Regions from separate parts of the Homo sapiens genome. Here region 1 is linked to region 2. A link is an interaction called in ENCODE POLR2A ChIA-PET data of the cell type or tissue named here. Cell type or tissue: IMR-90. All regions are shown on one strand. Each heading gives the region's core, and the rest is flanking DNA. Links, peaks and the distances in the headings are about the cores only.

Evidence for each region. Peaks named below come from ENCODE experiments on the same cell type or tissue, not always from the same donor. Only the 100,000 strongest peaks of a DNase experiment are listed, where the experiment ranks them.
Region 1: POLR2A ChIA-PET joins it to region 2 with 8 read pairs; 2 of 35 experiments call an interaction of 5 or more read pairs at or near these places.

What each region holds. Positions count from the first base shown.
Region 1 is chr5:83,382,589-83,399,458 of GRCh38, reverse strand. LOC105379053 (a long non-coding RNA gene) reads right to left here and starts at 11,570. Exons shown (of 3, transcript XR_948511.2): 1 at 11,090-11,570; 2 at 8,077-8,152; 3 at 1,123-1,235. In IMR-90, for the core only: no CTCF peak of the experiment used is centred there; a DNase peak (open chromatin) is centred at 10,638.
Region 2 is chr5:82,536,371-82,553,240 of GRCh38, reverse strand. No RefSeq gene overlaps it. Among named protein-coding and RNA genes, the nearest start is that of RPS23, 270 kb to the right of the region's middle. RefSeq lists an enhancer at 8,838-9,425. In IMR-90, for the core only: no CTCF peak of the experiment used is centred there; no DNase peak of the experiment used is centred there.

The DNA.
Region 1 (16,870 bases), core at 8,360-12,359, 850 kb before region 2:
TACCCAGTAATGGAATGGCTGGGTCAAATGGTATTTCTAGTTCTAGATCCCTGAGGAATCGCCTCACTGACTTCCACAATGGTTGAACTAGTTTACAGTCCCACCAACAGTGTAAAAGTGTTCCTATGTCTCCACATCCTCTCCAGCACCTGTTCTTTCCTGACTTCTTAATGATCGCCATTCTAACTGGTGTGAGATGGTATCTCATTGCGGTTTTGATTTGCATTTCTCTGATGGCCAGTGTTGATGAGCATTTTTTCATGTGTCTTTTGGCTGCATAAATGTCTTCTTTTGAGAAGTGTCTGTTCATATCCTTTGCCCACTTTTTGATGGGGTTGTTTGTTTTTTTCTTGTAAATTTGTTGGAGTTCATTGTAGATTCTGGATATTAGCCCTTTGTCAGATGAGTAGATTGCAAAAATTTTCTCCCATTCTATAGGTTGCCTGTTCACTCTGATGGTAGTTTCTTTTGCTGTGCAGAAGCTCTTTAGTTTAATTAGATCCCATTTGTCAATTTTGGCTTTTGTTGCCATTGCTTTTGGTGTTTTAGACATGAAGTCCTTGCCCATGCCTATGTCCTGAATGGTATTGCCTAGGTTTTCTTCTAGGGTTTTTATGGTTTTAGGTCTAACATTTAAGTCTTTAATCCATCTTGAGTTAATTTTTATATAAGGTGTAAGGAAGGGATCCAGTTTCAGCTTTCTACATATGGCTAGCCAGTTTTCCCAGCACCATTTATTAAATAGGGAATCCTTTCCCCATTTCTTGTTTTTGTCAGGTTTGTCAAAGATCAGATGGTTGTAGATATGCGGCATTATTTCTGAGGGCTCTGTTCTGTTCCATTGGTCTATATCTCTGTTTTGGTACCAGTACCATGCTGTTTTGGTTACTGTAGCCTTGTAGTATAGTTTGAAGTCAGGTAGCATGATGCCTCCAGCTTTGTTCTTTTGGCTTAGGATTGACTTGGCGATGCGGGCTCTTTTTTGGTTCCATATGAACTTTAAAGTAGTTTTTTCCAATTCTGTGAAGAAAGTCATTGGTAGCTTGATGGGGATGGCATTGTTGATACATTTTATTAGCAAATAATAAACAATGTGTATGTAAACATTAAAAAGAAACTTTGTGACCAGAAAAATTATCTTTAATGAGAGGGGAAGAAATATTTTTACCTGTGAACAAACAGCTCAGTGTTTCTCTCTTTTTTCTTTTTCTTTCTTTTTTTTTTCAGTGAAGAGCCTGGACAGATGATACAGAAAAATGAGCAATTGTAAGAGAGTGAATACTAGAAAGTAAAGTCAAATCAAAACATATACCTTACAAAGCTTAAAAAAAGCAGTCTTCTCTCTACTTAATTTTTCTATCTAGTTTTCTGTTGACACAATTAGATATACTGAATCAAATTATTCAAAGATTTCTTTTACATGGCTTGAAAGTTCTAATTGTACCAACATCAGATTCACAAAATACATTAGATTTTTTTTCATTCTTCTTGGCTGCCAAGTATCTGAACTCCCGTCATATATTTGGCACCTTCTCCCATTAGAGAAACTGGAAAAATGCCTGATGCTTCTCTTCCCAGCTTCTCTTAAAACTAAGCATAGGCACATTACCTGGCCTCTACTAATCATAGGACACACCCCCTGTTTTCAATAGAGGGCCATTGACACAAGGAAGTAAAGTCTCAGATAAATATTTCTAGAGTCAGTGACAATTGCAATAAGATCCCATTTCCAAGGCAGTGGTGGCCACAATCCCTGTAAAAGAATCTCATGTCCTGTGCCAGTCATGTTGACAGTTCAAGCAGCAGTAGTAGTGACATACGGTAGGTAGGCCCTCTGTGTCTGTGAGTTCCACATTCATGATTTAACTACTCTCAGAAAATATTTGGGGGGAAAAGTTGCATCTGTATTGAACATGTACAGACTTTTTTCTTGTTAACATTCTCTAAACAATATAGTACAACTATTTCCATAGCATTTACATTGAATTAGATATCATAAGTAATCTAGAGATAATTTAAAGTATATGGAAGGATGTGCATAGCTTAAATGTAAATATTATGCCATTTTATATCAGGGTCTGAAGCATCTGTGGATTTTAAAGAGGGAGGTCTTGGAACCAATCTCCCAAACCCCCACAGATACTGAGGGAGGACTGTACCAGGCAGGTCAGTTTCACTGTATCATTTGGGACATTACTTATGGCTGTGTGGCCCTTGAGTCTGATACTCCTGTGAACTCAAGAATTCAATTAACTTCCCAATATCCTTCCTTTTTTCTTTTTTACTTTTTCCTTTAAATAATTTTAGATTTATAGAACAGTTGCAAAAATTGTACAGAGAGCTTCCATATACCCTTCACCCAGCTCCCTTTATCCTTAACATCTTGCATAACTATGGTACATTTATCAAAACTAAGAAATTAACATTGGTACTAAACTCTCTTCAAGTTTCCCCAGTTTTCCCACTAACGTCTTTTTCTGTTCTGGTATCCAGTTCATGATAACACATGAGGTTTACTTGTTATGTCTCTTCAGTGTATTCCAGTCTGTGACAATTTCTTGGTCTTTCCTTATCTTTCATCACAGTAACACTATGTGGTCAAGTATTTTGCAAAATGTCCCTCTATTTGGGTTTGTCTGGTATTTTCATGATTAGACTGAGGTTATGGGTTTGGGGGAAGAAAATTCTATGGAGAAGTGATGTGCCCTTCTCAGTACATCATATCAAAAAGCACATGGTTTTGATATGTTTCATTCCTGGTGGTGTTAACCAAGATCTGTTGGTTAACCTGGTGTCTGACAAGTTTCTTGAATGTAAAATTACTTTTTTTCCTTTTCCCTATTCTATTCATTAGAAGCAAGTCACTAAGTTCAGCTCACATATAAAAGGAGAGAAATTAAACTCCACATCCTTGATTTGTGGACATATTTTTAAACTACCACGATAATTAATACATATTTTGAGGGAAATACTTTGAGGCCAAACATCCTGTTTTACCTTAACATTTCACTCACGAATTTTTACATTTGTCCCTAGATCTTGCCTGCAGCAAATATTACTGTGGGTTCTAATGATGATTTTCTATTTCCTTAATTCCTTCTATATTTATTAACTGGAATTATTCCAAAATGAATATTTGTCTAATCTCACTCGTCTGTTTATTTGTTTATTTAATCATTTATTTCTACGTGTCTGGACTCATGGATATTATCTATTCTGTGGTTTATAATCCAATAAAGTTATTTATTTAGTTGCTCAAATTCTTTTTTTTTTTTTTTTTTTGAGATGCAGTTTTGCTCTTGTTGCCCACGCTGGAGTGCAATGGCGTGATCTTGGCTCACCGCAACCTCCGCCTCCCGGGTTCAAGCAATTCTCCCTCCTCAACCTCCCGAGTAGCTGGGATTATAGGCATGTGCCATGACCCTTGGCTAATTTTGTATTTTTAGTAGAGACAGGGTTTCTCCATGTTGGTCAGGCTGGTCCCAAACTCCCGACCTCAGGTGCTCCACCTGCCTCGGCCTCCCAAAGTGCTGGGATTACAGGTGTGAGCCACCATACCCAGCCTCAAATTTCTTATAGCTTAGCTATTGGTAGCTCTTTCAGGTTGTCTCTTATATACTTTTGACATGCCAGCATACTGGTATAAAACACTTATTATTACAGTAATGTGCTGCATAATGATGTTTCAGTCAGCAATAGACCACATATGCGACAGTGACCCCATAAGATTATAATGGAGCTGAAAATTCCTATCACCTGGTGATGTTGTAGCCATCATGACGTTGTAGGGCAATGCATTACTCACATGTTTGCAGTGATACTGGTGTAAACAAACCAACATATACTATAGCACATACAATTATATAAGGTATATAATAATAACAAACAACTATGTTAGTGGTTTATGTATTTACTATTTATACTGTACTTTTAATCTTATTTTAGAATTTATTCCTTCAACTCACACACAAAAAAGTTAACTGTAAAAGATCCTCAGATGGGTCCTTCAGGAGGTATTCCAGAAGGCATGGTTATCATGGAAGATGACAGCTCCATGTATGTTATTGCCCCTGAAGACCTTCCAGTGGGCAAAGATGTGGAGGTAGAAGATGATCTTGACCCTGTGTAGGCTTAGGCTATTGTCTGTGTCTTAGTTTATGTCAAAAATGTTAAAAAAGGTTAAAAAAAAACAATAAAAACCTAAGTAGAAAAAAGCTTATCGAATAAGGACATATATAAAGAAAATATTTTTGTACAGATATACAACATGTTTGTTTTTTAAGCTGTGTTATTACAAAAGAGTCAGAGAGTTAAAAAAAAAGAAAATTTTATAGTTTATAAAGTTTCAGTAAGCTAAGGTGAATTTATTATTAAAGAAAAAATACGTTGAATAAATTAAAGGTAGCCTAAGTATACAGTGTTTATAAAGTAATTCTACAGTTGCACAGAGTAATGTCTTAGGCCTTCATATTCATTCATTGACTCACTCACAGCAACTCTTGGTCCTGCAAGTTCCTAGGTAAATGCCCTATATAGGTATACCATTAAAAAAAAAATTATTTATGCCGGGTGCAGTGGCTCACGCTTGTAATCCCAGCACTTTGGGAGGCCGAGGTGGGCAGATCACTTGAGGCCAGGAGTTTGAGACCAGCCTGGCCAACATGATGAAACCCCGTCTTTACTAAAAATACAAAAATTAGCCTGGCTTGTTGGGCTCACGCCTGTAGTCCCAGCTATTTGGGAGGCTGAGGCAGGAGAATCGCTAGAACCTGGGAGGTGGAGGTTGCTGTGAGCCGAGATTGTGTCACTGCACTCCAGCCTGGGTGACAGAGTGAGACTCCATCTCAAAAAAATAAATAAATACATAAATCATTTATACTGTATTATCACTGTATCTTTTCTATGTTTAGATATGTTTAGATGCACAAATACTTAATACTCTATTACAATTGCCTACAGTATTTAGTATGGCCACATGCTGTACAGGTATATAGCCTAGCAGCAATAGGCCATACCACATAGCTTAGGTATGTGGTAGGCTATACCATCTAGGTTTATATAGGTACATCCTACGATGTTTACACAATGACAACATTGCCTAATGGTGCATTTCTCAGAGCATATCCTTGTTGTTAAGCATGACTATTTCCTTATGTTCTGATGCTACAAGATGCTCCAGGCTCATCATGTATCTTTCCTCCCACAGTCGTAGAATCAGCAATTTCTTCAAGGAATCCTAATTGATTTTACTAGAGAATGGTATTTAGAAATCAATGAGCTTGAAGTGCTTGTTTCTATTTATGTTTCGCTATTTCTAGGCCCTCTCAGAAAAAATATCTAGGAAATACATTTATTTCTGTATATATATATACATATATACACACACACACAGAAAAAATATATATTTATATGCATATCTGTGTGTATATAAACACCTGTATAAATGTATATATTTCTGTATCTCTTTGCCTATATGGATGCAAACATATATTTTAATTTATATGCTTTATATCTATATAGTCTATTTAAATAAACAAGAGTTTATTCTGATGTCTCTGACTCTAATCAGTATAACAGATTTCATTCTAGCCTTTGCTCTTTTATTTGTAGATTCCTTCTCTAACAGTGAGAAAAGTGGCTCTCGGCATCACAATGTATTTATATACACTAAGGACTTCTAAACTGTACCCCATGAGAAATAAATTTACCAACTAACATCAAGTTTTGACACAGAGTTTCCTTTATATTTAACCTTACAGTATCAGTCAAAACATTTTGTTAAAATTACTTAGGTCAGCTCTTTCTTCCCTATACCCTTCAATGAAGTTATCTGATACAATTCATTTGTAGTATAGTTAATGTCAGATTTCATATCCTGGGTTTTCCCACATCCTAGTTAATATGTTTTGCATTTGCATACAGGTTGACACTGTACAGCTCTGAGTTTTGATGAATACATTGAGTCACGGAGCCAACACCACAGGTACCATACAGAACAATTCCATCCTAAGATGCCCCTGTGCTGCCACTTTGCAGTGAATTTCCCCATCCCTCCGTTCAGAACCCCTGGAGACCATTGACCTATTTTCTGTTCCTTTAGTTTTACATTTTCCACAATGACATATGAATGGAATCATTCTCTGTGTAGTCTTTTGTGTCTGGCTCTTTCATTTAACAAAATGCAATTAAGATTCATACATGCCGTTGTGTGAATCATTAGTGAATCGATTGGTTACACAAAAATCCTACTTTTCAATGTCAACTTATCTCATGTTTTCTTCTGAAGCTCTGGAGTAAAGAAGCTTTTTAGATGCTCAGTATTAAAAAATACAGTATTCATTCACTTATGTATTAAACTCCTCCTTTATGCCAGGCACACTGTGATAAGCACTGGGAATTCATCAGTAAACAAGAAGGACGAGGTCTCCTCCCTCACAGACCTTCTAATATATTGTGATAACTGCATTGGGAGAGCAAAAATATTCGTAAACATGTAAGTGTGATGATTAATTCTATGTGTCAACCTGATTGGCCAGAAGGTGCCTAGATTAAACAGCATTTTAATTATGTTAAAGACGAAATGAGCCTCTGAACCAGTGGGCTCCGTAAAGTAGGTTGCCCTCCCTAGTGTGCATGGGGATCATCAAATCTGTTAAGGTTCTGAATAGAACAAAAGGCGAGGGAAGGAGAAATCCATTCCCTTTTTCCCGCCTCATTGCATGAGCTGGGACATCTGAACTTATCCTTCCCTGCTCTCATCCTGGGATTTACATCATGGGCTCCCGTGGGCTCAGGCCTTCGGACTCTGAATGGTTATACTGCTGGCTTTCCTGGGTCTTCAGCTTGTAGGCAGCAGATTGTGGGACTTCTCAGCCCTCCTAATCTCATGAAATTTCTCAATTCATTTCTCATGAATTTTCTCAAGAAAATTTCTTTTGGTTCTCTTTCTTTGGAGAACTCTAATACAAGAAGCATATTGAAGAGCTACCTCACCCAGTCAGGGCCCATGCAGTCTTCCCAAAGAAAGTGACAACTTGGCTGAAAGATGAAGAAAGAGTAAAAAGTAGGAGTGAGAGAGAAGTCACATAGAATAGTTAAAGTGGAAATGGTTCCAGGCCATAGAAATTGTACTTTCAAAGGCCTCCTAGCACATGAGGAAATGAGTCCATGTAGAGAAACTGAGAAATGAAATGAGAAGAAGGAATGAAGTGGAAAACAGCAGGGGCCACTCACGAATAATTACACAAGTCATGGGAAAGTATTTGGACTTTATCCTAAGAGGAAACTGCCCATCAAGGCCTGAGTGTCTCAGCACCCTTTGCCTCACACACTGAGACCATATCACTTCTCATGTATCTCCCAATATTTTAGGATGAACTCCGTGTAAGTGAAATGGTACATTTTGGAGAACACGGTAATTTTCTATTTTGGGGTTGGAGTGAATATAGGAAGTCACTTCAAAACTTGGCTTTACTTATGTAGACTCAATACTAGCTTATCCCAAGTAAAGAGATGATCATGTGTTTGGGTCCAGATTGGAAACATGTTTTTCCTTGTGAAGAAATAAATAAATAAATAAATAACATGATGACAAACGGTAAAATTCTGAATAGGATTAGTGAATTAATTGTGCTTCTAATAACAAAGAGTGGCTCAAAGAGCTGGCCTATTTAGTAGACTTTTCTCCGAAGTCAGTTGACAACTCCACGGCTGAACTACGAATGTTTCACTATGCGATGGGAACGCTGCAACTGTGAATGAAGTTTGAGTATTGGATGCAGAGAGTTGATCTCATTGCTTCCTGTGAAATGTTTGCCTCTCTTCTTTTACTGGACAGTAATTAACAGTATTAATGATTTAAAAGGGAAAAAAAAGCATCAGCCATATCTTTCTTCCCTGAAAATGTTGTTTGATGAATATTTCCCTCCTTCAATAAAACAACCTGATTGGAGGTCCATTGAGTATGTTAAATAAAGAAGCAATTGGGCTGGTAAATAAAAAGATACAGTTAGTAAAATATAAAATTTATATTAGAAATAGTATTTAAAAAATGTTAAAAATGTGAAAACGTTGTACCTGTTGGCAGTAATCTAGCCAGCCATCTTTCCTTAGCATTGCCATTGGTAATTCCTTATTGCTGTGAATCCAGATGCTTAAAATATTGTGACACCAAGATAGGAAAAAAAAAAAAAATGTTGAACCTAGCATGTAAACCTCTCCCCTCCCACCCCACCTTTCCTGCTGACCTATAACATCATGTATACCAACATCATTTAAAGCTCCACACAGGGTATGATTCATACCCACATTTTACAAATGAGGAAAATAAGGCCTACAAAAGTTAAATACTCAACTAAGGTTACATCTGAGAAGTGGTCAAGCACTTGGATGAACTAGATCTACTTGATTCCAATGTCTGTAGTCTCATCCATTTTACATTACTTCCTCATCATCCCTAGTATCAGCAAAATTTTCTGAATTTTATTGCTTCAAAATCCAAGCACCTTATCCAAAAACAAATTGATTAGTTAGTATTTTTTTTGTAATGGTAATTTAAAATATTATCTTTATTTTCTTGTTTGTTTAACACAAAAAGAGCAAACTTTCCATCCGGAAAGTTTATATTAATTTTGGTAATTTTAAACAAATTTTTGAATGTTTAAATAAATCTTATGGTTGCTCTGGGCTTCTGTGGGTATACATTTACTGTCCTTAGATGTAATCTAATCATGAAGCTTGAAACATGTCACAGAACTGCGTGCTATTTCATTTTTCCTTATGCAGATAAAATGCTTTTTATAAAAAGTGTTGTTTTAATTGAAAAAATATTATACACTTATGGAAAACATCTAAATATTACAGAAGATTACAAAGTGGGTAAAAAGTACACATTTTTTATAGCGCACAATAAGATAGGTAAATGGATTAATGCATACTCATGTGAAATTTGCTGTTTTCTTTTCAATCTTGGAATTTCATCCATCAATCTTTTTAATAACTGGGTAGCAATCCAGTACACATTCATAATTTGCTTAACCAGGCCTCTACTGAGTTGAATTGAGATTATTTCTAGTTTTTTGTTATTATGAAAAAAATGCAGTAGTTAAATCCTTATACCTACTTCTCATTTGTGAAAATGTATTTACAGGATAAATTCCTATGTACTATGTAGAAAAAGCATAATATTATTGAGCAATTTCTACACACTATATTAATAAAAACATTTAACCTGTTAGTAGAAAATTTAATGCTTCATGAAAGCCATTCTCTGGAAGTAGTAAAATATAGTTTTTCTTTTCTTTATAGCTATAGTTCATGACTGAACTTAAAGACCATAATAAAGTTACCATGAAACCACAGTGTGTCGAGACAGAGAGCATAGTTGGTTTTTAAAAAAATGTATTTTCTGGAGCCAGGATGACTTAACTTTTAACTTCAGCTTCATCATTTATTAGCTGTGTGACCTTGAGCACATTAGTACTATTCTCTTAGCCAGAGTTTCTCACATGAGATAGCCTAACCATTACCTTTTATAGGGGTAATAGGATCATTGGTATAAGAGAATGCATATAAAGCACTTACCATAATGCCTGGCACATGAAAAGCAGGAAATAAACATTTATTATTATTATATTATATATCTATTAGCTCTATGACTTTTTGGTATGGGTGACATTACTTTTAGTATTCAAATCTCCACAAGCTAATATATTATTACTATTTAATTCATTCATTTATTCAACAATATTTATTGACCACTATTATGTACTATGCACTGCTCTAGTGTTGGGGATACAATAATCCTGTAGAAACATGACTCCTGCTTAACAGCCGTCAAAGTTCTATAGAAATCAGAATGTGTTAGTGTATTTTAACTTCAAAAATAACATTAGTCAATACCATTTGAAGCAGAATTTAGGACATTTCATTATAACTCCAAAGGTTTGTTGTGAATTTAAGTTGATTTTGATACTTTTCTAAAAATGAAAAATGACTCCACAGTTTTGTGGGTCAATGGCTAGTGGGAATTCTTTTTACAGCTGCCTTGTGTCATTTATCTTAATCAGACACTAAATAAGCCATTTTCTTAGTTATTTAGAAGATCATTGTGTCTTTTATATCTTGGCCCCTGGATTGCCAAAGAATATAGCTTAACCTTTATTTTTATCTATCCAGGTGGAAAAATATATAACAGGGTCTCTAAGTCCTAGACGTCAATTCACCTGTTTTAAAAAATATCAGTTGAACAAAAATATTAAACAATAACAATTGCAGTAAAAGGGAACTTAAAATAAATGTATATTTCACAAGAAATATGCAAAATATTTTCAAATATTCAATAATTTAGAATCAAATAGGATATACTTTTCAGTATATTGCTAACCCCTCTGTAGGTATATGTGTTATTATGCAAATATATACAAACAACAAATATTTATATCCATGTCTATATCCATATCCACACACAATATACATACAACATCAGCAGTAGTATTTATTGGGTAAGTAGCAGTCTTCTTATTGTTATTTAAGTTTGTGTGCATAGTTTGAAAATGTTAGTGAGGGATCAAAGCCTGCCCAGAATGATGTCATAACAAGGTAATATGGAATCTGATTATGTGAAAAGCTGGATATTTACACAAAGAGGTCAGAAACCAGCTGGCTACATATAAACTAAGGAAAAACCAACAAACATCCTGAGAAAGTTCTTACTCTTGAGCTGCTGTGGACTTGCAAGCTTAGCACAATTTTTAAAGACCCAGATACTGAGAATGTTTTCTATGTCAGCACTGTTTCACTCAAAAATTTCATGTGGCTTGCTACCCAAATTATCCTGGAGGCACTAAGAAAATATGTTTATTTTTTCTTCACTTGATATTTTTTAAAAATTATGTTTTAAAAAACTGTAGCAACATTCTCTGTCTCTAGGATTCAGCAAAAACACTCAGATTGAATAAAACAACTGTGGATCATTTTTATATGTGTTTTATTTTTATTCTGAAGATCTGAGAATTTGTTCAAATTGGGTTTGGGGAAGAAATTCAATTAACTTGTCTGGACTATTGCTAATACTGGAAGAAACAGTTACCTGAAAAGTCTGCTTTGTGATTGTCTGTCTTCCTCCTTCTCTTCCTCCCTTGCTGCTTCCTTCCTGCTTTCCTGCCTTTCTTCTTTCCTTCTTTTTCTGTTCTCTCCTTTATCTTCTTCCTGTTTCCCCCTTTTCTTTCTCCCCATTTTCTTATTTTTTTTATAACTCTAAAATTACAACCAATATCATTAATGATTGCCTGGTGACAGAGCAAGACTCCATCTAAAAAAAAAAAAAAAGAAAAGAAAAGAAAGAAAATAATATCACTTATAGTGCAAAAACCATTACTAAATTGTCAAAACAACTTTTATCTTCGGCAACTATATTCACTCCTGCAAAAAACTGACAATGTATTCCAAACTGAGAAAATGAGTTATGGGAAGGAAAAAGGGAGCTAGAAATGTGACATTTTAGATTTCTTTCTTAAAAACAGAGAAGACCCCAAAATGAGAAAAGATGGGGAATGATGTGCTAAAGTAAGTATGTTCAAACCTCATAACAGGAATGGAAATAGGCTAGTGCTGTAATTCTAACCTTAGATTGAAGATAAGACTTGTTAAGTATTTTGATGGAAATATAAGTAACTTACTTTTATTTTACAATGCCCTTATTAATTTTTCTGTGTTTTGTTGTTTAGTAATGCTGGATTGCCAAGATTCTTACCATACCATCTAATTTGGGGGGTGGGGGCGGTGTTGAAAAGCACTCCGTGTTGGTATATGGTGCCATTCTTGTTAGAATGGTTAAATACCACAAAAGAAGTCCAAGACAAGTATCACTCAGGAACTTGCTGATAGTGATGTACATTAGCTTATTGATAGACTTTAGTATCTGGTAGAATCAAAAAGTTTCACCGAGGAACAGAGGCATTTTGATGTTTAAAGTGAAATTCCTTTTCTAAACATTTGGTTTTAATAATATTAGAGATTATTATCTAGTTTAACTTGTCTTTTTGCCACATTTATGGATGCTTCATCTGGCCAATCATTTAAATAAGGGAAAAATTGTTAATGATCCCCTTTCAGCACAAGACAGTGTCGTGACAGACTATAGCTTCAAGAACCAAAAGGACATGCACAAATAGTCATAAAACAATAATGATGTAATGACCCACTTGTTTGTCACTGTGACTCAGGGTACCCAGTCTGGGTCAAGATAAAAGAATTGCAACACAAAGCTAAAATGTCAGTGTACACTTGGGCTGGGAAATTCTGTCTAAAGCAATTAATCCCCCCACCCCATCCTAACCGGCTCCTCCTCCTGCCATGTCCACCTCTGCTTTGCAGGTTTTTGAAGTTAAATAAATTTGTGAAACAAAATTGTTCTTTGAAGACAGCTAGCTTTTTCACTTTGTGTGCTAGAGGGCTACCTAGCTTTTGCTTCTTCGTCCCTGGACTAGACAGAAGACCCGACTGTCCCAGAGGAATCAAACACCACACAAAGGTCCCCTAGAGGGTGGTGAGTCTTGAATTTCTCAGGAGAATGTAATTGCTTCTTTGGCAAATACAGGTTTCCCATATATAAGTCATTCACTCATTGTAAGTCCCAATAGAAGTTTTGTTTTGTATTTTTAAAAGTGGAAACAGCTTCATTTTTTATAATTATAAAAATATTTTATGCCTACTGTACAAATCTCAGAGAATTTAGAAAGTTAAGAAGTTTCAATTGTAGTGTTGCTAGTTATTATGACCATTTTTTTGTATACTCTTCTATACTTGTTTTGTTTTCCTATTTATAATACTTTTTTAAATCATACTTTAAGTTTTAGGGTACATGTGCACAACGTGCAGGTTAGTTACATATGTATACATGTGCCATGTTGGTGTGCTGCACCCAGTAACTCGTCATTTAACATTAGGTATATCTCCAAATGCTATCCCTCCCCCCTCCCCCCATGGGCATTCAAAGTCACAGACTTTGAGTTGTTGTTTATCAAAATACATATTTTATTGTGCTAAAAACACATAACATACAATCTACCATCTTAATCTTAAGTGTACAGTTCAGCAATGTTGTTTATTCACAGTGTTGTGAAATAGATTTCCAGAATTTTTTTCTCTTGTAGAACTGAAACTTTATACCGATTAAACAACTCTCTTTTTTCTCTCCCCCCATTTTAGCCAACTTTCTATTTTTTGTTTATATAAATTTGACTACTCTAGATACCTCGTGTAAGTGAAATCATTCAGTATTTGTCTTTTTGTGAATTGGCTTATTTCATTTAGCATAATGCCCTCGAGGTTCACCCACATTGTAGCATGTGATAGGATTCCCTTCCTTTTTAAGGATGAATACTGTTCTATAGTGTGTATATGTACCATATTTTGTTGATCAATTCACCTGTCGATGGATATTTGGGTTGCTTCCACCTGTTGGCTACTGCAAGTAGTGCTTCTATGAACACAGGTGTGTAGCTATCTCTTCAAGAACCAATTCTTTCAATTCTTTTGAATACATACTCATAAATGGAATTATTGGATCATATGGTAATTCTATTTTTAACTCTTTGAAGAGCTACGGTGCTGTTTTCCATAGTGGTTTCACCATTTTGCACCCCCACCAACAGTGCATAAATGTTCCAATTTTTCTCCATCCTCACTGGCACTTGTTATTTTCTACTTTTTAAAATATTAGGCATACTAATGGATGTGAGGTGATAGCTCATAGTTTTAATTTGCATTTCTGTGATGATTGATAATAGTGAACATCTTTTCATATGCTTGTTAGCCATTTTTACATCTTCTTCATAGAAATGCCTATTCAAGTCCTTTACTCACTTTACCCATAAAGTCAGATTGTTTGATTTTTTGTTGTTGAATTGTAGGTCTTTTAAAATATATATTCTAGATATTAATTGCTTATCAGATGAATAATCTGCAAATATTTTCTCCCATTCTGTAGATTGCCTTTTCGTTGTATTGAGTGTGTCCTTTGATGCACAGAAGTTTTTTAGTTTGATTTAGTCCCATTTGTCCATTTTTGCTTTTGTGGCCTGTGCTTTTGTTGTCACATCCAAGAAATCATGGTTAATCCAATATTATGAAGATTTTCCCCTATATTTTCTTCAAGGAGTTTTATAGTTTTGAGTCTTACATTTATGTTTTTAATCAATTTTGAGTAAATTTTTGTATATGACATAAAATAAGGATCCAACTTCATTCTTTTTCATGTGTATATACAGTTTTCTTAATATAATTTGTTGAAGATATTGTTCTTTCCCCATAACCTTGTCAAAGATTATGTCACAATATTTGTGATGGTTTATTTCTGGGCTGTCTATTGTATTCCACTGGTACAGATGCCTGTCTGTATGCGAGCACCACATTGTTTTGATTACTGTAGTTTTATAATAGGTTTTAAAATCAGGAAATAAGAGTCCTCCAACTTTGTTCTTCTTTTTCAAAATTGTTTTGACCATTCAGGGTCCCTTGAAATTCCATGTGAATTTTAGTATAACTTTTTAAAAAATTTTAGTGAAAAAATTGCTATTGGGATTTGGACAAGGATTGCATTGACTGTGTAGGTCACTTTGGTAATATTGATATCTTAATAATGTTATGCCTTCCCATCTATGAACATGGAATATCCTTCCATTTATCTGTATCTTTCAAAATTTCTTTCAGTAATGTTTTGTAGTTTTCATTGTACAAGTCTTTCAACCCATCTGTTAACTTTGTTCCTAATATTTTATTCTTTTTGATGCTACTGTAAGTTGTTTTCTTAATTTTCTTTTCATATTGTTCATGGTTAGTTTGTAGAAGTGCAAATGACTTTTATATGTTGATTTTGTATTCTGCAAAATCTGATGAATTATTTTATTAGTTCTAACAGGTTTATTTGCGTGTGTGTGTGTGTAATTTTTAGAGTTTCCTACATATACATGTCATCTGTGAAAGATAATTTTACTTCTTCCAATTTATTTTTCTTGCCTAATTTTTCTGACTGACATCAAATACTATATTGAATAGTAATATTTATATCAGGCAGGCATTCCTGTCTTGTTCCTGATCTTAAAAGAAAAGGCTTCAGTCTTTCACTGTTGAGTATGATATTTTCTGTGGGCCTTTCATGTATGGTCTTGATATGCTGAGGTAGTTTCATTCTATTCCTAGTTTGTTGAGTGTTTATTTTTTAATATATTACGAAAGGGTGTTAAATCTTATCAAATGCTTTTTTCTGCATCAGTTGAGATGGCTGTGTGTTTTTGGTCCTTCATTTGGTTAATATGATGTATTATATTGATTGATTTTTGTATATTAAACCATTCTTGCATTCCAGGAATAAATCCCAGTTGGTTATGGTGTGTAGTCCTTTCAATGTGCTGTTGAATTCAGTTTGCTAGTATTTTGTTGATGATTTTGCATCAATATCCATTAGGAATATTAGTCTGTAGTTTTCTTTTCTTGTAGTGTGTTTATCTGATTTTGGTATCAAGGTAATGTTAGCCTCATAGAATGAGCTTGAAGTTGTTCCCTACTCTTCAGTTTTTGGAAGATATTGAAAAGGATTGGTGTTAATTCTTTTTTTTTTTTTTTTTTTTTTTTTGAGACGGAGTCTCGCTCTGTCGCCCAGGCTGGAGTGCAGTGGCGGGATCTCGGCTCACTGCAAGCTCCGCCTCCCGGGTTCACGCCATTCTCCTGCCTCAGCCTCCCAAGTAGCTGGGACTACAGGCGCCCGCCACTACGCCCAGCTAATTTTTTGTATTTTTAGTAGAGACGGGGTTTCACCATGTTAGCCGGGATGGTCTCGATCTCCTGACCTCGTGATCCGCCCGCCTCGGCCTCCCAAAGTGCTGGGATTACAGGCGTGAGCCACCGCGCCCGGCCGGTGTTAATTCTTTAAATGTTTGGTAGAATTCTCTAGTGAAGTCATCTGGTCCTGGAGTTATCTTTTTTGGGGAAGTTTTTATACAAATTCACTATTTTTACTAATTATTGGCCTGTCCAGATTTTCTATTTCTCATGGCTCACTCTTGGTAGGTTGTGTATTCCTAGGAGTTTATCCATTTCTTCTAGTTTATCCAATTTGTGGGCATACAATTTTTAAAAATACTCTCATATAATCCTGTTTATTTCATGTAATGCTCCCTCTTTCATTACCGATTTTAGTTATTTTAGTTTTATCTCTTTTTGTTGATCTTTTTAAAAACATGTAGTCTTATTTTCATGATTTTAAAAAAATCTATTTTATCTGTTTCTGCTCTAATCATAATTATTTCCTTTCTTCTGCTAGCTTTGGATGTAGTTCTTTTTTTAGTTCCTTGAGGTGTAAAGTTTCGTTGTTGATTTGAGATCTTTGTTCTTACTAAATGTTTATCTATAGCTATAGACTTTCCTCTTAGCACTGCTTTCACTGCATCTCAAATTTTTCTTTTTTGGGATGGAGTTTCGCTCTTGTCGCCCAGGCTGAGTGCAGTGGTGCAATCTCGGCTCATTGCAACCTCCGCTTCCCAGGTTCAAGTGATTCTATTGCCTCAGCCTCCTGAGTAGCTGGGATTACAGGCACCCACCACGACACCCGGCTAATTTTTTTGTATTTTTAGTAGAGAGGGGGGGTTTCGCCATGTGGGGCAGGCGGGTCTCAAACTCCTGACCTCTGGTGATCTGCCCGCCATGGCCTCCCAAAGTGCTGGGATTACAGGCATGAGCCACTATACCTGGACCATCTCAAACTTTTGTATGTTGTATTTTTATTTTCATTTGTCTCACAGTATTTTTCTAATTTCCCTTGTGACTTCTTTGATTCACTGATTGTTTAAGAGTATGTTGTTTACTTTCCACA
Region 2 (16,870 bases), core at 7,867-11,866:
CCCTTTTACTCCAGAAAAGTACCTCAAAGCCAAAAAAAGTCTTGAAAAGGCTGTGCAATTATTTATGTTTGCTTAAAATAATGTTTTCCTATTACAAATGAATATGCAGAACTGAGAGCAACATAAAATATAAATAGAAATTTGTCTTGTTAAAAAAATTATGTTTTATCTTTAGTGATCTAGTCATAGTCAACAGAAGTCTCTTAATATATACATGTTCTTAATTAATTTAGTGCATTATCTCTACCTCTTGTTATAACTCTTCTCACCGTAGAAGACCTGCAGTTTTAAAATATCAGAAAGAATTTAATATATAGAGAAAGCAATAATTGTATTTCACATTTGCTGATGTGACACTAAGAGTAGATACAAACTGGACAACCTATGTAGAATCTGGTCAAGAAATAGAGTGTTATGGAGATGAAGCTTTGTAATAATTGAAAGAGAGTCTATCAGAAAGATTTTCAAAGACAGCATACTCTGACGCTCTGAGTTTCAAATTCTTAAAAGAATTAGACAGAAAACTATATGAAATGGGTCAGGTGCAACATCACCTGGAGATGGAAGTATTGAAGCATAAATATACCTTTGTAGCGTCAAGATTCGATGTGAGATGATATTCACATACAATATAAAGCAACTGGATTCGTTTCGCAAACACAGATTCTTGAGCCCTCTTCCTGCAAGTCAGAGGTGAAAAAATGGCACATCTTCCAGTTCACTGACTGACTAAAAGATACCTCTCCCTCCAGCTCTACGCTGCTGGCCAGATGCCCAAAGAGCAGTAATGAATAACTGGGCTAATGAAACAAAAGATGGTTTATTTTAATATATTTGATTATTGAGAGATTCCAAACTGGTATTCCTTTTTCAAACAAAGATTTAAAAGGAAATCAGATAGCATCAAAAAAAAAACATTTTTGGTACACGATTGTTCTCTATATTACCTTTCACCAGCTCCTGCTGTTGCCCCCATTTCGTCAACCCCCTCAAATACACACCCAGAATCGAAACCACTGGCGCCTTTGCACAGAAGAGGAAATGTGTGTGCTGCACAGATGTATTGCTGCCTTTGGGATTTGGATCACCCAAACAATCTGAGTTAATTACATCAACTGATGTAACCTAATTCCTTTAAAAGGGATGTCTGGCTGTGAAGAATTTTGAATGGATATTTAAAGCTTTCCTTAGCCCTCTGGAGAGGGTTTGAAATTAGGAGGATATTTTCTCCTAAGGAAAACAGTCTATCTTTGTAAATTCAACATTTCCATGCTCTTTACTCACTGATACCTTATTGTCTTAAAAAGTTGGACCTCTTACAGAACCTCCTAATAGCATAGGTATGAAACTTTCACTAAAAAGAGAAGAGAAGATAATACTTAGCCAGTAAGGCAGCAGTAAATCACGTTGTGTAAACAAAACCCACAAAAATAAGCATTATCCTGAAAACCTGAACATGTCCTCCCATCGGGTAAAGTCAGTTCTGTAAAGCCATTCCCCCACCCCACCCCCACCCCACCCCCGGCCCAGTGATTTTCTCACAAAGGGTAGGTGATCTCAGAGGTTTCATGAGCTCCTTTCTGCTGGGAGGCCCAAGGGTCTCTATCAGCCCCTTGAATCTGTATTCTGCAGCACAGATGGTGGGGGTGATTGTTTTGAAAACAATTTCTTGCATGGCCACCCCTCTGAAACCACCAAAAGCAAAATCCATCCCACACTTCTGTATTTATACATTGAGAAAAATCTCCAAAGTTACAAGGGTTTATAATATTAGCAGCATGTTTTAGCATGGTGGAGTCAAGCCATCCTAAATACTGCCTAAAACATTTTAGCCATGACCAGACTGGAAAATTGGAGCAATGGCCTGGATGCTGAACAAAGAAAACAACATCATTAAAATACAGTAATTCCATTATTCTGTCCACTAAAACAAATGCATTTTTATGGTACTCAAATGAAAACCTGCCATATTGGCAGAAGAATTGGTGAAAGTGAACATCAGCATAAACACATATCTAGTAAAGATAACTATGTGAATCATATTTTTAAAATTCTAATTGTAGGTTAGGTTTATCATAAAAACATCTCAAGAAATTCAATTAAAGCTCACAGTGGATTCTTAACTTATGTGCTTGTAATAAAAAAGTGAGCTAAGAGGAAGAATGTCAGATTTAACTTAGCATTCCATGTTTGTAATATTCCAATGCTACTGAAAATTTAAAGAGTATCTTTCCCTAAAAACCATTTTAACAAGGGAGTGGGAGAAGAGGATAGGTGGATAGTGTTACAGAAAACCATAGTGCATTCAGGAAAAAAATTCACTAATACAAGAAATATAGCATCTGACAGTACCTAGGAGCCATGAAACAGTATGTCAAGGAAGAGGAAAGAAATCTCCTCAATCAAAACAACTGCAAAATGACCAAAGGCTGTCAGGCACCTTAGTAGCCCCTCATTGCATTATGATATCCATGCATTTATATTGAAGTGCTGAGTATATGGTGTTTTATAGAACTTCAGGTCATACTCATGAGTCAGTCACCACCTTCTGTGAACAATGCAAAGGTAAGGTCATTTGGAAATCCTAAGTGATGGTTTGGTGATGCCAGTTTTAACACTGTGGATAAATATAATATCTTGCCATCACAGTCATTCAAATGAAATAGGTATCACAGGGTCTGTCTTACCTATTTTATAACCTCGTGGAGGTTATATGGTTTTGGTTGTAAGTGACAAACTGCAACTCAAACTAAGTTTAAGCAAAAGAAGTGAGTTTACCAGCTCATGTAATTGAAATATCAAGAGATAGAGCTGTATTTAGGCAAAACTATATGCAGAGAGCTTCTCCCTCCACCTCTCAACTCCAATTCTCTTTGCTTGACTTTCTTGTACATGTAGACTTTCTCCATCTTGGAGGCAAGTTGACCGTTGACAGATGAAGTCTCAAAACTTTCTAACCTAACAGTAGCTTCCTCTGCTTACCTGCATAAAGTGAGGGAGGTATATTTTAACATTAGCTTTTCCTATTTAGCATAGCTTTCTGTGCCTTACTACATAAAAGCAAGAACGGTACACCTCTCTAAGAAAGGAGTGCTGGTAGATGAGAACAAGTCCTCTAAGATAGGTCTTAATGAGCCACATGTTTGAAGTTCTGTGAATATTTCTTCAGAAGAGATCCCCAAAACAATTACGCGCACACACACACACACACACACACACACACACAGACACACACCCCAAATTGGGAAACCTATTTTATGACTGAGTAAGCCAAAGTGGACTGTGACTCAGCAAGGGACTCCTCTTTCTTCCTATTTGACCTCCAAATTTCAGTTTGCAAGAAGGAAGGGGAAAGAGCATCCCCACCACCATCCCTATGGTCCCACAATAAGTTTTGTGTTTTCAGGGTAAAGAGAGATCTAAAATTCAATCACAATAAGAGTAATTGTTAGGTATTGGTTATTAAAAAGTAAAAATGACATACTTAGAAGTCAACTAGCAAAGTTGGAATTCAACCCCTACAAAACTGAAGGGCAGAGTCTACACTCATCCTAAATGTCAGCAAGAACTTTAGGGATGATGAGATCCCAATAACACTGCTCCACATTCTCAGGTTTTTTTGTTTTTTGTTGTTGTTGTTGTTGTTTGTTTTTTGTTTTTGAGGCCAAATTTTTCCATGCCTTTCCTTAGCCACGAGATAGCTACTGGAAGCCTCAGCAAAATCTATTCACCCAAACAAAGCCATTTTTCACCAGTGACATGAACCCAATGGGTTTCAGCCAATTCAAACAAAGATTCAGATTTGGCGTGTTTACTTTGAAGCTCATCCAATTCAACCAAATGCCATCAAATTTGGCTTGGAAATCTCACTAGAAAATTTGCTCCCAGGAAAGTTCCATCAAGCTAAGTTTGTAGAAAATACACTGGAAGTAGTGCATCACAAGTCAGAATATCAGAATGTCACATTTCTGTCCACCAAGTTCAGGACCACAATGAATCCTTTTAGCATTTAGTAGTCTTTAGAGTTTTAAGTTAGTGCAAATTCAGAGTAGAGATATGTTCAATTTTTATTTTGCATAAAATAATTTTTATCCATGCATCTTCTATCCACTTCCCTCTGAAATGTCACTATACACCAACTGATTTACTAAAAGAAATCTTCCGAGTTACGCTTATTTTCATTCAGTAGTAGTATGTTCAAGCTGTGCCTCTCCTATTAGACAAATCAATATTAAGGTTTATTATCAGAATTTGTATAAGAATATCCAACACCATCAGACTTTATAAAAGAATCAAATGCAAAAAAAGAAAAAAAGAACAATTATCTATGGACCAAATACAAAAGAAGAGAAATTACATAAAAATTAATAAAGATTCACTTTGTATACTGGAAACAATTAGTTCTTAAAAAATTACTGCCAAAATTCATTTGGAGAAATTTACTTTTATGCATGAAGAAGGCTTCTTTTAGGTTCTAGGTTTTTGGAAAAGAAGAAGGAGCAAAGTCTTTACTGAAATTGTGTGTGTGTATGCATGAAATATATGTACATATAATACATGTATATATCATATATATGTGTGTATGTGTGTATGTATATATATATATATCTACCTTTGCTGATTTTGGCTTATGATATTTTACACCACTATTATGAGACAGAAAGGACTTCTTTGCGGGAATTTGGCAAGATTAGAAATGAGTCGATGACTCTCATTCTGGGATTCCGTGAGGCATAATGAAAAGTCTCCCACTTTAGAATGAGGCATTCCTGGATTTCTATCCCCACACAAGCTGCACATCCTCAACAAGGCACTTAAACCTCTAAATTTAACATCTTCAAAAACAGGAATAATACTTATCTGATGATGTTGATGCAAAGGTTGAATAAAGTAATGTCTATAAGGTGATTAGAACATTTTTTTAAATCATTACTATTATTTTAAAATCTTTGAGTTGGCACAGGGTTTATTCAGTTCATTTAGTCCAACTTTTGCTACAGTAACCCATATCAAAATTTCCTGACAGATAGATGATCCTATGACCTCTGAAGGAGAGCTCAGTATCTCACCTGTAGCCATTCCATTTTTATAAATATTTTTCTTACAATAAACCCCCAAACTACCTCCCCATAACTCATATCCATAGCCTGTTCAACTTTCTAACATTAAATAAGGAGTACATTTAATCCCTTCCCCTACTTATGATAGATCTTAAAATATTTAAAGACTATCAAATTGAAGAAATAATTTGAGCATTAAGTCCTGCAAAGAAAATGACTTTTCTTACCAAAACTATATATTTTATGCCTTTAACCATTGTTTTCAGACCCTTGAACATCTGGTTACTCTTCCTTATCTACTATTCTAGTAGATAAAGCTATTTTATATTTGGAATTCCATTATTTTTCCTGTAATAGACTATTATACATACTTTATTTTTTTGTTTTAGTGATTGCACTTAAAAGTTTTAGCTTTCATAATTAATTTAACATTGTGAAGTTAATAAAAATTTTTATCCACCTTGAAAAACTATACACAAATCTTATAACAATTTAACCTTAATTATTTCCCTCCCAAGTTACATGCTTTTGATTATCTGTATTTTCATTTACCTTTTTATAAGCCCATATATTTCAGATTATCTGGCCCTATTTTATATTTATACATGACAGATATTTTAAATTTCAATGTTACTATCTAGTATATCAGCTATTTTTACCGAATTTGCAGTATTTATTAATGTCTTCCTCCAGGTCACGGGTGAAAATGTTGAGGCTTCTTTTCTGTTCTAGCTATGGTCAGCATTGCTACCTGTCCACTAGACCCCATTCCTCTCATCCACCAAGAACATTCCTCCAGGCATCATTTTTTCTATAAATCATATCAATATTTTTTTTTCTTTTCTACTGAATCATTCTCATACCAACAGGCTATTATTTGGGGAACCATAAAAAATACAGAAAACTCTTTATGACCTTACACTCCATGTCTCTTCTTTCCTTTATAGCAAAAGTTTATGAAAGTATTGTCTATACCAATTGTCCCCTATATGTATTTACTCTCATTTTATCTTAAATTTATTTCAGTAAAGTTTTGCCTAACCAATCTATTGAAGCTTCCTTTATGAAAGTCATCAATAACCTCCTCCTTACTATTAGTTCATTAGTTGAGCTATAAACTAGACCAGCAAAGTTTATCACTTGCCCTTGAACACTTTTGTAGCCTGGTTTTCTCTGCCTCTCTGGAAGTTCATGTTCAGTCTCCTTTACTACTTCTTCTGCATCTCCTTGATCTCCAATGCCAGATTTAACAGGTTTTTGTAAACTTTATCCCACATAGTTTTCACAGGAACCCAGCAAAATAAGCAGTATCAACCCTAGTAATAAATTTTAGCAGATGATTTTTGGAGCCCTCTTGGAAGCATACGGTTATCAATTTATCAAGTTTTTCCAGGAAAATATGATCTTTATTGCCATGCATGTTTGATGTGTAGATCAGAGGAAAATAGATATAATTAACTGTATTTTCACCAAGTCTTCAGGCACTATCATACCTGACATTTTTGGAGAAGAGATGATAAAATGTCTAGAAATCTGAAAAAAACAGATGCAATTTGTACCGATTAATGGATCCAAATAAAAAACAAGAGGGGACTTTAGTGCCACTTCATTATTATGTTTTTGTCTGCAGTTGCTTTATTCATTAATTGATTGGTTAGAAATATTTATTGACAGCCTATTTCCAGGCATTTTTTTTAAATGCTGGGTCTGTGAACACAAAAAAATAAAAATCCCTAGCTTCATGAAATTTACATTATAGTGGGAGAGACAAGTAGTCAATAAATCAAATATATCACATATTAGATGTGAGTAAGGATTAAAGATAGTAAAAGCAGGGAAGAGTGATAATAAGTGTGTGTGTGAGGTTGTAATTATGAACAGGGTGACCAGGATAGGACTTAGTGTTACAATATATGTAAGTAAAGAACTGAAGAAAGAGAAGGAAGGAGTTCCTTGTTGCTCAACTCACAATTACTACATACCACTTAACATAATGTCTCACACAAGCTGGCACTAAATAATATTTTTTAATATATGAACAAGGAAATAAATAGAGGAAGGTGGATTATTTGTAAATGCCTTATTAACTACGGCAGAATCATAATGAGCATTTCCTATAGAACAAAGTCATCTGCCTGTGATTTTTTCACTTATTTTTGGGTAGCTCAATAGAGCCACAAAGTGAAGAAAGCAATAATTATGTGGCCACCAGAGCTGCTATTAGAGTGTCACCTGTTGTTCTATCCATTGTCTCAAAGACAGTTTTAAAAAAGACCCTATACGCTTCATTAAGAGCATTTGTTCACTGTGGGGTGGAGGCTGTGATATATCAGGGAGTGTATTAGGCCATTCTTACATTGCTATAAAGAAATACCTGAGACTGGGTAATTTACAAAGAAAAGAGGTTTAATTGGTTCATGGTTCTGCAGGCTGTACAGGAAGCATAGCACTGGCATCTGCTTCTGGAAAGGCCTCAGGAAGCTTTTACTCATGGTGGAAGGCAAAGCAGGTGCAGGCACTTCACAGGGTGAAAATGGGCAAGAGAGAGAATGTAGGGGCAGGTGGCACACACTTTTAAATGATCAGATCTTGTGAGAACTCACTCACCACACAAGGACAGCACCAAGAGGATGGTGCTAAACCATTCATGAGAAATCTACCTCCATTATCCAATCACCTCCCACCAGGACCCATATTCTGCCCATGGTCCCTCCCAAATCTCAAGTCCTTTCTTTTTTTTTTTTTTTTTGATGGAGTCTCACTCTGTCACCCAGGCTGGAGTGCAGTAATGTAATCTCAGCTCACTGCAACCTCCACCTCCCAGGTTCAAGTGATTCTCTTGCCTCAGCCTCCTGAGTAGCTGGGACTACAGGCATGTGCCACCATGCCCAGCTAATTTTTTGTATTTTTTTAGGAGAGATGGGGTTTCACCGTGTTAGCCAGGATGGTCTCGATCTCCTGACCTCATGATCTGCCCACCTTGGCTTCCCAAAGTGCTGGGATTACAGTTGTGAGCCACAATGCGCAGCCTCTCATGTCCTTTTCACATTTTGAAATACAATCACTTCTCAATGTCCCCTCAAAGTCTTAACTCATTCCAGCATTAACTCAAAAGTCCCAAGTACAAAATTCAAAGTCTCATCTAGAGATGAATTCCTTCCACCTATGAAACTGTAAAATCAAAACAAGTTATTCACTTCCAAGATATGATAGAGGTAGCAGTATTGGGTAAACATTCCCATTCCAAAAGGGAGAAATTGGCCAAAAGAAAAAGGCTACAGGACCCACACAAGCTCAAAACTCAGCAAAGCAGTCATTAAGTCTTAAATCTCCAAAATAATCTCCTTTGACTCCATGTCCCACATCAGGGTACATTGCTACAAGGGGTGGAATCCCAAAGTCTTGGGCAGCTTCATCCCTGAGGTTTTGCAGGGTTCAGCCCCAAGGCTGCTCTGACAGGTTGTTGACTTCCTATGACTTTTCCAGGCACAGGGTGCAGGCTGCCGATGGATTTACCATTCTCAGATCTGGAGGGTGGTAGCCACTTTCTCACAGCTCCACTAGGCAGTGCCCCAGTGGAGACTGTGTGTGGAGGTTCCAACCCCGCATTTTCCCCTTGGCATTGCCCTAGTAGAGGTTTTCTGTGAGGGCTCTGTCTCTGCAACAGCCTTCTTCCTGGACACCCAGGCTTTTCCATACATGCTCTACAATCTAGGCAGTGGCGGCCAAGCCTCAACTCTTGCACTCTGTGCACTGCAGGCTTAACACCACATGGAAGCTGCCAAGGCTTATGGCTTACACTCTCTGGTGCTGCAGCTTGAGCTGTACCTGGGCCCCTTTGAGCTGAGAATGGAGCCAGAGTGGCCAGGATATGAGGAACAGTGTCTTGAGGCTGAGCAGGGCAGCAAGGCCCTGGGCCTGGCCCACTAAACCATTTTTCTGTCCTAGACCTCTAGGCCTTTGATGGAAAAGGCTGCCTTGAAGATCTCTGAAATGTCTTTGAGGCCTTTCCCATTGTCTTGGATATTAGTATTTGGCTCCCTTTTAGTTATGCAAATATCTAGCAAGTGGTTTTTCCATGGCCTACTTGAATTCCTATCCCAAAAAAGCTTTTTCTTCTTTTGCCACGTGGCTAGGCTGCAAAATTTCCAAACTTTACATTTTAATTCCTGTTTGAATATTACTCCAACTTCAAGTTATTTATTTGCTCCTCCATCTGAGGATGAGCTGTTAGAAGCAGCCAGTCCACATTTTGAACACTTTGCTGCTTAGAAATGTTTTTCTGCCAGATACCCTAAATCATCACTCTGAAGTTCAAACTTCCACAGATCCCTAGGGCAGGGGCACAATGCAGCCAAGTCCTTTGCTAAGGTATAACATGCATGACATTTGCTCCAGTTCCCAATGAGTTCCTCATTTCCATCTGAGACCTCAGCAGCCTGGACATTACTATCAATATCACTATCAGCATTTTGGTTACAACCATTTAACCAGTCTCTAAGAAAATCAAAGCTTTCTCTCATTTTCTTGTCTTCTCCTGAGCCTTCCAAGAATTTCCAACCTCTGCCTGTTACCTACTTCCAAAGTTTCTTCCACATTTTTAGATATGTTTATAGCAATACCCTATTCCTTGTACCAATTTTCAGTATTAGGTCATTCTTGCATTGTTATAAATAAATACCTGTGACTGGGTAATGTATACAGAAAAAAGATTAAATTGGCTCACAGTTCTGAAGGCTTTACAGGAAGCATACCACTAGCATCTGCTTCTGGAAAGGCCTCAGGAAGCTTTTACTCATGGTGGAAGGTGAAGCAGGAGCAGGCACTTCATATGGTAAAAACAGGAGCAAGAAAGAGAGTTCAGGGGGAGGTTCACACACTTTTAAATGACCAGATCTTGTGAGAATTCACTGTTGTGAGGACAGCACCAAGGGAAGGAAGCTAAAGCATTCATGAGAAATCCACCCCTATGATCCAATCACCTCCCATCAGGTTCCACCCGTAATACTGGGGATTACAATTCAACATGACATTTAGGTGAGGACAAATATGCAAACTGTATTAGGGAGTATGGTTCAATATTAGTGCTTTTGTTCCTTTTGAGATTCCTGTAACTATATTCTGTAATGACTCGAGTTGGAGTCAGTCCTGAGGGCTGTCTAAAGAGGACAAGGGAAGGAAGGATGAGACTGGTTCTGTTGACCCTACACATAAAATAGACTCAATCTAATAAAGTATTTTCTAATACGGTAAAATAAATATCTCCAAAGAGTTTTACAATGTCCTTTAACATTGATAAGCTTTTTCTTTAGTGGTTTCACCAAGATTCCTTGAGCTCATGGCTTTTTAAAACAGCCTGGGTTTCCCAAGAGAAACTAATGCATGTATCACTGGCATTCTTTGTCTCATTCTCTAGCTCCCTGGCAAAATACTCAGCAGGCCCTCTTTCTTTTTTGGACTGTCTGAAATGGCCAAAAAAAAAAAAAAAAAAAAAAGAAGAAAACTATTTTAAAAACTGCTATGACTACCTTTGTAACAGCAACAGCCATTAGGGAGTTCTCTCCTCTTCCATTTCTTGTGATTAAATTTTAATGCAGTTAAAATTGTGATTTTTTAATGCAGTTGTGCATAAAAAAAATTGTGATTTTTTTTTAATGCAGTTACATCGAGCTAACCTGTCAAAGTAAATTCACCAAAGTTAAATTTTCCTGAAAGATTAAGGATGAAAAGTCAGCAATCCACAACTAGGAAAAAAGTGATAGGGTTGGCCTTGTTGTTTTCCAGATGTTTACCAGTAGATATTAAGTTGTTCCTGAACTAGAGTGGGCATGAATCCTATAGGTCCTAAATATCAACTTACAGGGCATTGCTGTTCTTCCTGCTTTTTAACATATGTCATAGGGTCAAAGAGTATAAAGGGCTGTTTTCCTTTAAAATATCTACAGTCTAATAATAAATTGCCCTTACCATATTTTATTTCCCACTTTTCTATTCCAAACACCTGAAGAACTAAATGAAAAGTAAATGGAAAGAGCAGGGTATGATCTCCTAAGTCAGTTATTAGCCTAAGAATTAGTGTTTGGAGAACAGCACTCTCCCCTTCCTCCTTTGTCCTGAGATTCAGATTCCCATCAGCAAAATGTAGTCCATAGATAATAATGACACTCATCTAATGATATTAAAGCATGTTGAGACCTGTCGGAGAAATACACGATTTTAAAACCAAAATATTCAAAACTATATAAACTTTTAAGTCTGAGCATACTAAAAATTGCTATTCATTAGAATAAGGTCTGGAATGAAGTTAATTTTACCGTATCCCCATTTCTGGATGATTTTATATATACTCCAAAAGCACAATTGATGACCACAAAAAAATAACATATTAAATAGTATATTAATTAAATACTTATAATGAGTCTCCTTAAAAACACCATTAGATAAATTTGTTGGCCTGGCTCTATTTGTTTTATGTACTTGAAGGCAATGAATTGTGCTTCTTTGTTCTACAAATTATTTCTTTTTTATCAACTCATGTATCTCTCTAAAATAAATGAAATTTTGGGGTTTACCACTAATATTCATCTTTTCTTCCTCCATTTAAGTAGTCAGGGGTATATTATTCAATTTTATAGTGAGAAGTCAAAGGGTCTAAACAACGTTAAAAAATATTACCACAATTTGGATAAAGTTATTTTCACTTCACAAAATAAATGAGGCAAACATTTTAAAACCTTCCAGAATACTGGATTATTTATTGCCTTCTAACTTGGTTTTCTAATTATGATTTTAATGAACTTATTTGGAAATTAAACTCTGCTCTTTACCGAAGAAAATGGGGAGGGGGTAGATGTGGGGAGCAACTGTTTCAGAGATAGTTTGCCAGAGCCATGTCATCACTCTTCGAGTGAGTCTACCTGAATTATTTTGGTTCTGCCTCTAATTGCCTTTGTGCTCTTGGCCAGGGCATTTGTTTATCAGATTCCTGATCTTTAAAATGTGGAGGTTCATCTAAATACTATCCAAAGTTGCTTTCAGCTTCCATAGAAGCTAAATTCTTCCACGTTATTCTTTAATAAGTTGATACGGAAGAATGAACAGAATTAAACAAGCCACGTTTCTGATTCTACCCTGTACTGAACACAACAAGCTTCTGAATCACTGCCATGTGCATAGCTCCTTCTGAGGAAAAATTTCTGTTTAGGCATCTCCAGGGCCAGCCTCATGGAAGTCAACATGACTGAATCCAACATGGCCACTTGGCTCATAAGTAGGAATCCAGGCCATGTTCTTTTGCAATTCAATGAGGAAGGCCAATAAGGTTCTCTGAATGCCTGGAAATTTTGAATTAGACAAAAGAATAAGTCAATTACTCATAGGATTTGGAGATCTATAGTCATTACTAGCAGAGAAGTTGGAGAGGCCATGGTGGATTATATGCAAGCTCAAGAAATTTCAAATAATTTTGTTCAAAGATTAAGGAGGCTTGATTATCGCAAGTACCACATTAATTAGACTTTTTATAAGTTAGCACATAGAAGGTTTGGAATTCTTTGAGGCAGACATTATTCAGATTATTTCCAAAAGGCCCCTTTGTTTTCTCCTCGGGATAATATTTTTTAAAAATGAGTTATTAGTCACAAGGGTTGTGATTAGTCACAGCCACCTGTGGTGAGATTTCCCTCCATAACTGCTTCAGAAATGCAAGTACAGCCTGGAGACATCCCTGTCTTCGGGGGGCTGAGGCTAGACCTGTCATGGGTTCTCTTATGTGGAATGACTTGTCTCCTTCTTCCACTTCCACAAGGACCAACATATATGATTTCAATTACAACTTCTCTTCTCATGAGGCATGAAGAGGTTACCTTCCTAACTCTCTAGCAGGGCAAATATAAAATAACAATGTGAAAATCCTTATGATAAAATGTAAAACCTGTCTTTACCATAAAGTTTCATTTCCTGGGGTAATCTGAGTGATTTTCTGATCAGAATCTTAAAATCAAAAAAGACTAGTTAAAACAACTCTCAAATCAACTATCTAGGGGTACTTTAATGAGGGGAAATCAGAGAACTGCAGAATTAGATGGTCATTAAAGAAGAGAACTAACTGAGGCCTCTGCCTGCAAACTTACACCACACACAATGGATGATTGTTGTTTCTATTTTGAAAGCTCTCTGATGAGGCTGATCCTAGTGAACGTAAAAGCTCCCCAAATCATGGTTATTGAAAGTAGTCTGGAAGGTCATCGACCTTCTAATTTCTTCTGTCTAGGCTTTCTCCTGCCTAATCCCAGGATATTGGTTAAGTTGACCTCAGAGGGGTCAGACTGATCTATTGCAACTCCAGAGCTTTTGTCCCAGTGCCAATGTCCTCTCCATCAAGAATCCAAGGGTCTAATGCAGCTTCCAGAAGTACCCTTTATTGGTAGAGACTTCCCTTCATTTATTCTTTGGTTCACTCAGTCAACCTTCAATCTTGAAGTACTTACAATATCCAAACATTGCTTAGGCCCAGGGAACACGAGACAGTAACAAGAGCTTTGCTGTGACAGCTCTTACATTCAATATAAGGAGAGAAAAATAAAAACAATTAAATGAGAAATGAGAATATACAGAAAATAACTTACTCATGAGTGTCTGGGTGTGTTCTTCAGATTATCTCAAAAGAGGTTGAGATCTGAAATGATGAGAAAGATAGTCAAAAAACTTTTAAAATATATCCTTTTCTTTTTGCAGACCTGTGCCACAGTGACTATTTCTAGAGCGCCACCTGAAAACTCTAGAACAGGTAAGACCAGCAGCAGGTCTGCCTTATCCCCAGTAGACACAAATCTGCACATGTCATCAAGAATACCCCTGGTTGCTGTAGGTCCCAGAGGACTAGGGAAGTGGAGGTGATGACTCCAGATGGCTGTGCACGCTATGCCCTCAAAGCCAGACTCTAGTCTTCTGAGGAAGAGGAAGTAAAATAGCACCTTCATCCACTGGGGATAGAGAGGTTGCAGGACACCTCTCCAGTTTCTATTTAGTGCCAAACCACCCTGGAAAAAGTACCCAGAGGATGAAACGTCAACCCTTCATTTTGGAGGGTAATCATCCACAATCCCCCACACTAAGAAGCCTACCTTATTATTCCACAACTAAAGTTAATTTCAAAGTCTTTTCTCCACAGTGCACCTAATATGAAGCAGATGTGGGAACCACCGCAGGACCAGGAGAGGCCCATTCTCCTATCTCTCCCAATCTCTGTCTGTTGCAAATAAGCCAAATTTAAACCAGCAATAACGCATGTTTCCAATCAGCACTGCAGCTTTCTCCCCACGGAAGTAACTCCTTGGCTTGCACAAGGGAAGGAAATGTTTTCTTCAAAAAGCAGTGCCAGGACAGGGAGCAGCTTATTCTCACGATAGTTAACATGCTCACCAGCCAATGCAGTGAGAAAATCAGTGCAGGAGCAGCCAGGGCAAGACAGGAGAGGCCTTATTTCAGCAGAAACAATGGGAAAGACAGAGGAGGATTGGGAAACATATCTATAAAGCTTAAGAACATGAAGCTTGTCTTCCTAAGCTATTGTGGATTCATAAGGAAGTGTGGTTCATGTTGAGAATGCTTTCTCTGCCTTATCTCTCACATGCCTGATCAGAAACTGAACAGACGGAAGTGATATCCTGAACCCCATGGAGAGGGTGGGGGCTGGCTTTTGTGCTATGTAATAGGAGGACATTAAACTAGGGTAGACTAAAACCAAAAATGTCCATAATGTGTTTTAGGACAACTCTTCCTGCTCAGCAGTAAGAAAATTTTAATATTTTGCCATACCATGAAAAATAAGAAAACATCATGGTTGCCCAAATAGGTCCCCATGAACAAAACCTATTTGGAAGGAAAAGCAAATACAAACATAAGAAGTCGTCACTCTTCCTTCTAGCCTCATACGCACCTTTCTGGATCTGCCCCCTTCAGTGCTTTTCACCCATTCTTAAAAAATGTGTCAACTCAGTTGTGAAAAACTGAGCTATTCGAGGCTTCGGGACATTTTGTGAAAGAAATAAGCTATCTGGGAATATTGTTGTTGACATTGGCTTTCGTTTGAGGTTTTACGTATGCATGCAGAGAAAGATTACGTGTGAGAATGTTAGAGGCAAGTTTCGCTCTCTGCAGTCTTTATTAAAAGTAATTAGTAATAAGCCAGTCTTCCATTTACAAGTATTTTCTCTGAAGAGACCACCAGTTCAGCTGTGTGTGCTTGCGTCTTTCTGACAGCAGTTCTCAAAGCGAAGCAAAGCAGTGGCATCTGTAGTAACAATCAAAACACCAAAAGCCTGGTGGTTAATTCAATAAAACTCTTGAGTACACAAATAGCTGATGATGTTTAATTGACTGAACAGATAGTGAGTAGCTGACAGTTCTGGGAATTACACTGGATATTTATTTTAATCTGTTTAATTTAAAATTGGAACAACATTTTATTGTGCAGTAAGTTTATATAAATTTTTTAATGGTTGGTTAAGTTACATGCTTGTTTTTAGATGGCAATTTTAAAACATTTATCACATGTAGCTTTTAAAGATATTTTCAATTTTCCCAAAGCATTGCAGAAATGAGTTTAATGGAATAAACATAAAAAGTCAACAGACCATCACACTATGTTTAAAAGAGCCTTCTCAGCAATAAGCAACCTGCATTCAAATCTTGTCCCTGCCACTTTCTAGCTCTGTGAGCTTGGACAAATGATTCTCTAAGCCTCACTACAACTATTTATTAAATAAGATCAAAATAATCTCAAACTCCTAGGGTTATTGTGAGCATTAATGAAACAAAGCAGGTAGAGCAATTGATAGAATGCCTGGTCCATGGTCAGTATTCAGTCACTATTCTCTCTCTTCTGCAACTTGGCCTCAGCTAGTTAATTTACACATTTGCCCTGAAGAGCTCACAGACTCCAGCTCTGGAGCCACATTGCTCATCAGAAATCAAATAGCACAAGGATTATTAAAGAGCACATGGTTCTTTTTGTTTACTGAAGTCCAAAATACAGAACTGTAGTTATCAACAGAGAAACACTCCTGCAAGGGCCACTAATTAAAGAACATGTTTCAGAACACATTTCATTTGTATTCTACGCAAAGAGAGCTGCCCATCACAGACTCATAAAATGCTAGCCCAGCAATACATCTTAGACTAGTTCACACCCAACACCCACCCGCTCTCCACCAGCCCAATCTCCATCGCCTTACTTTGCAAAGGAAAAAAAACCCAGTGAGTTGTTGTGGTCCCCCCGCTATTCATTCAAGTTTAGAAGCAATCCAAAACCAAATCTGGGGTCTCCCAATACATCATTAAATTTGGAGAGTTTTCCTGAATATGCAATTCTTACACACAAACTTGCTCACTGGCATTACTAGATAAATGTGACCTAGAGGCCACATGGCAACCATGCTACTGATTTGTCACCCAGTCAAAGCTCACTGACTATATTGGTGTCTCCAGTTTCTTCAATAGAGAAATGGCAATCACTTCTGGTCAGGGCTTGGATCCCAATTTGGTGTATGAGGCAGGCTCACAGGTACACCCTTCAGTGATGAGGTCTAGAGGACATAATTCATAGACATCCTGTTTCCTCTGCCAACGTTATGGCAGAAATGCCCTTGGACAAGTGAACCAGGTTTCTTTCATTCAAGTCCTACCCAGAAATCTATAGAAATGTCTCTTTTTGTTTGCTCAGGACAGCCACTTGCACCTACTCTGGGTGAAAGGGAAAGTACTTAAAAAGATTCTACTGGCTACAGTGGAAATCTCCAAAGTGAGTT